Regions from separate parts of the Homo sapiens genome. Here region 1 is linked to region 2. Evidence: chromatin loops called from intact Hi-C (ENCODE). Cell type or tissue: tibial artery. All regions are shown on one strand.

Region 1 (2,500 bases), 59 kb before region 2:
TCCTTTCCCCAGTGTATATCTTTGTCAACTTTGTTGAAGTTGTGGCATTATTTCTGGGTTCTGCATTCTGATTCATTGATCTAAGTGTCTACATTTATACCAGTACCATGGTGTTTGGGTTACTATAGCCTTGTAACATAATCTGAAATCACAGCAAACATCATATTGAATGGAGAAGAGTTGAAAGCATTTCCCCAAGAACTGGAACAACACAAGGTGCTCACTTTCAATACTCCTATTCAACCTAGTACTGGAAATCCCAGCGAGAGCAATCAGGCAAGAGAAAGAAATGAAAGGGATCCAAATTGGAAAAGAGGAAGTCAAATGAGATCTGTTCATTTAACATATGGCCTCCTATCAAAGAAACCCTAAAGATGCCTCCAAAACACTCCCAGGTTTGATAAATGACTTCAGTAAACTTTCAGGATACAAAGTCCATGAATAAACTCAGTAGCATTTCTTTTTTTTCTTTTCTTTTTTTTCTTTTTTGAGAAGGAGTCTTGCTCTGTCACCCAGGCTGGAGCGCAGTGGCACTCGCTCACTGCAAGCTCCGCCTCCCAGGTTCAGGATATTTTCCTGCCTCAGCCTCCTGTGTAGCTGGGACTACAGCCACCCGCCAACTGCCCGGCTAATTTTTTGTATTTTCAGTAGAGACAGAATTTCACCATGTTAGCCAGGTTGATCTCGATCTCCTGACCTCGTGATCTGCCCGCCTCGGCCTCCCAAAGTGCTGGGATTACAGAAGTGAGCCACCGCGCCCGGCCTAAACTCAGTAGCATTTCTATACATCAATAATGATCAAACTGAGAACCAAATGAAGAACTCATTCCCATTTATAATAGCTACAAACATACCCCTAGGAGTGTGAATATACACCAATGAGGTGAATGATCTCTACAAAAAGAACTACAAAACACTGATGAAAAAAATCTAGATGACACAAATTATAATATATTTTAATGCAATAAGTTAAGAACACTGTATTTTTCTACTCCAGCAATACTTCCAATATAGCTTGTGTGAAAGGATAGTGGCTAGGAGTTACAGAAAAGGAGGAGTTGAATTAGAACTATGTTTAGTTTGGGTTAGATTTGATGTATTTTTGAACTTCATTCTCATTCCTGTAGAAGGTTCTCCTTTTCTTTTCCCTTTTCTTTTCTTTTTTTCTTTTCATTTCCTTTCTTTTCTTTTCCTCCTTTCTCTTCTTTATCTCTCTCTTCTTTTCTTTCATATCCAACAGTTATTTTAAGTTCATGAGTACCTGTGCTGAATGTACAGGCTTGTTACATAGGTAAATGTGCATCATGGTGGTTTGCTGCATAGATCATCCCATGACCTAGGTATTGAGCCCAGCATGCACTAGCTATTCTTCCTGGTGCCTTCCGTCCTCCCACCTCCCATGCCCCCATATTCCAACAGGCCCCAGAGTGTGTTGTTCCCCACCCTCATCTGTCCATGTGTTCTCATGATTCAGCTCCCACCTATAAGTGAGAACATGTGGTATTTGGTTTTCTGTTCCTATGTTAGTTTGCTGAGGATAATGACTTCCGGCTCCATCCATGTTCCTGCAAAGTACATGATCTTGTTCCTTTTTATGGCTGCATCTATTTCATGTCGTATACGTACCACATTATTTTAGCCAGTCTATCATTGATGGGCATTTAGGTTAATTCTGTGTCTTTGCTATTGTGAATAGTACTGCAATGAACATACCCATGTATGTATCTTTATAATAGAATGATTTATATTCCTTTGAGTATAAACCCAGTAATGAGATTGCTGGAACAAATGGTATTTTTGCCTCTAGGTCTTTGAGAAATCACAACAGTCTTCCACAATGGTTGAACTCATTTACACTTCCACCAACAGTGTAAAAGCGTCCCTTTATCTCCACAACCTTGCCAGCATCTGATATTTTGACCTTTTATTAATAAACATTCTGACCGGTGTGAGATGGTATCTCTTTTTTTTTTTTTTTGAGACGGACTTTCGTTCTTGTTGCCCAGGCTGGACTGCAATGACACGATCTTGGCTTACTGCAACCTCTGCCTCCCAGGTTCAAGCAATTCTCCTGCCCCAGCCTCCTGAATAGCTGGGATAACAGGTGCCCTCCAACATGCCTGGCTAATTTTTTTGTTTTTTGTTTTTTTTTAGTAGTTTTTTTTAGTAGAGATGAGGTTCTGCCATGTTGGCCAGACTGGTCTTGAACTCCCGACCTCAAGTGATCCTCCCGCCTCGGCCTCCTAAATTGCTGGGATTACAGGAATGAGCCACTGTGACCAGCCTCTCATTGTGGTTTTGACTTGCATTTTCTCTAATGATCAGTGATGTTGAGCTTTTTTTCATATGTTTTTTGGCCACATATATGTCTTCTTTGGAGAAGTATCTGTTCATATTTTTTGCCCACTTTTAATGGGGTCATTTTTTTCTTGTAAATTTGCTTAAGTTCCTTGTAGATGCTGGACATTAGACCTTTGTCAGATGAATGGATTGCAAAAAT
Region 2 (2,500 bases):
TGGGTGGTCTAGACCCTTCCTCCTCAAGTGTAGTACCATCTGGGAGTCATTAGAAGGGTAGAATTTCAGGTTTCACCCCATTCCTGGTGAATCAGTATCTACAACTTAACAAGATCCATGGATGATCTGTATGCACATTATGTCTGAGAAATAGTGCTCCAGTTGACATCTAATGAATTTTCGTATTATTTTTATACTTCTTATAGGATTGTGTTGTGTTGTAAAATTTAAATAACAGTCTAGAATAGAAGTTGGGTAAATACATGAGCTTTACCCCACTTTCCATTGTAAAGTCGCTAACTGAATTAAATACTTCCCTCAGAAACAAAGATTGTTTCTTGGATATTGTAGTTAATTTTAAGTGAACAGTTATTTACATACTAGTTCTTTGTTAACTTTGGACTCTTGGCGTTACACAAAAGTAAAACACGTCTTTTGGCTTTCGTGTAGCACACTCAGAATATTTTCAGTAACCCCCAAAATATATTCAGTGTTTAATCCTCCAATTCCTTCATGCATGTCCTCTTCATTTTCACCAAACCCAGCAGGATTCGTGACTCTCCCTCACAGAAACGTTCCCTTTCTGCTCAGAGTAGGTACTGATTTTGTCTCCTGCTTCCTCAGTCTGTATGAATGGACAGCAGCAACGGAAAGAAAAGAGGGTAGGTAAAGGGAGGTGGAGATATAAGGGGGACTGGAGCGCGATGGAGAGACCAGACTCTGCTCAAAGCTAAAATTTACTCGGGCAGGGAATACTTAACATACAATTCCCATTACCAAAACAATATGAATGAAGAAGAACTGAAGAGGTAATGAGAAATGACAGATGCCGCCACACCCTAGATTGGCTCAGGTCCCTACAACCATGACTACCATGCCCTGGCCCAGTGGGAAGAAAGCTGCTTAAAGAAATGACAAGCACAGAAGACCGGGGAGCCAAAAGGTGCCCAAGTCCGTTCCCATCCCCACCAGCGCAGGCTGACACAAGCGAAGGCTGTAGAGCCCATTGTGTGAAAGAAGCCCAGGCGGGGAAGCGTGTGCCCCCTTCCCACTTTGCCCATCCCTGGCCCTCGCCTTCGCAGGGGGCACTGGGAGCAGAGCGAGCCTCGGCAGCCCGGGAGCGGCTCTGGGGGAGACGAGTGTATCCGCGGGCGCGTGTGCGTGAGGAGGAGAGCAAAGACGTGATTACTTCAGAATTTATTTAAGGGCCGGTGGAAACCACTGCAGCAGCTTCCAGGGGAAGCCCTTGTTCCAGAGGAAGAGGAGGTGGTGGCTGCCAAGGAGGAGGAGGGGAGGAGACGGAGGAGGAGGAGTAGCAGCCACCGCACGAGGCAAGTGAGGAGAGAAGATGCTGTAGCGTCCTCACCGGCTGCCAGCAGGTTGGTTCTTCCGGCCAATTGAAGCAAGCAAAGAGGCTTGCAGAAAGGCCGGGAGGAGAAAAATGGGTGTGTGTGCTGTGGCGGCGGGGGGGCGGCGGGGGGGAGGGAAGGGGGGCCGGGGGACGGCGTGGGGTGATGTTTGCCTTTCCAGAGAAAAAGCGCCTCCTTTAAGTGAAACGAGACACGGGAGCGCGCGGAAACAGGCTGGGGGCCAGGAGGAGACCTGTCCTGCTTTTTGCATCCCTAGGGACTCGTTTTCCTTTAGGTTTCTAACTCCCAGGGTTAGCCTTAAACTCCAGAGGGGCTCCAGGAGGGGAGACTGGGTGGAGAACTTCTCTCCCAGATACTTCTCACGCCTTTTCTCCAAGCTTTCTTTTGGAGGGACGCCCCACACACCCCGGGTGGCCCGGGCGCGGAGGGGGAGCGGCGCCGCGTGGTTAAGTTTCTGAAAGTCAAACCCAGTCCCCGGTCTCCGGTCTCCGCCCCGGGGCTCCAGCTGCACGCGGGGAGCTGCGGCTGTTCTGGCAAAGGGGCCGCGGCTGCTTTAAGAGCCGCCTCCCCCTCTCCTCCTTTGACAATGGTCTGAACCGAGCTTTGCTTCCCAAAGCAAAATTTGTAATATGCCATTTTTCCGATGGACGCTTCTCCTTTTGGCTGCTGACGGAGCCACGGGAAGATGCCGAGCTCCTGCCACGCCACCGGGCCGGGGCACGTTCCGGGAGGGCGCCGGGGCACGCGTGTGTCTGAGCTGCCTTTCTCCTCCCGTTGCTAGGGAAATGGTCCAGGAGTGCTGGGTGTGAGCCTCCCTTCTCCTCAAGCCGGAGACTGCGGTTGTCATTGATCAATTGAAGAAGCAAGGACCCGAAATCACAGACATTAGGTACAGAAGCTGTCTTTGAGTTTTACTGTCTCCTTTCGCTGTATTTTTTGACCACCTCCCCGGCCCCACCCCGCCCCCAGGGAAGATGAGATGCAAATTCCTCCTTGTTGATTACCGTTAGGTGCCTTTTGCTTTCACCTCATCCTCTCCATCTCCTATCTCTCTACCTCCTGCCTACTTGGCTGTGTCCTGTTGGGCAGGATGAACAATTTTAGTGTGGAAATGATGAAGTCAACTTCTT

Evidence for each region. A loop is a pair of places that touch in the nucleus more often than their neighbours do. Peaks named below come from ENCODE experiments on the same cell type or tissue, not always from the same donor. Only the 100,000 strongest peaks of a DNase experiment are listed, where the experiment ranks them.
Region 1: a loop joins it to region 2, with 7 times the contacts of the local background. A loop is called at or near these places in 3 of 110 quality-filtered maps.

What each region holds. Positions count from the first base shown.
Region 1 is chr12:81,817,455-81,819,954 of GRCh38, reverse strand. No RefSeq gene overlaps it. Among named protein-coding and RNA genes, the nearest start is that of PPFIA2, 59 kb to the right of the region's middle. In tibial artery, no CTCF peak of the experiment used is centred here; no DNase peak of the experiment used is centred here; H3K27ac peaks cover 946 bases.
Region 2 is chr12:81,758,159-81,760,658 of GRCh38, reverse strand. PPFIA2 (PPFI scaffold protein A2) reads left to right here and starts at 1,309. Exons shown (of 33, transcript NM_003625.5): 1 at 1,309-1,379; 2 at 2,152-2,259. RefSeq lists an enhancer at 1,511-2,449. In tibial artery, no CTCF peak of the experiment used is centred here; DNase peaks (open chromatin) are centred at 1,078, 1,198, 1,628 and 2,198; H3K4me3 peaks cover 1,946 bases; H3K27ac peaks cover 2,279 bases.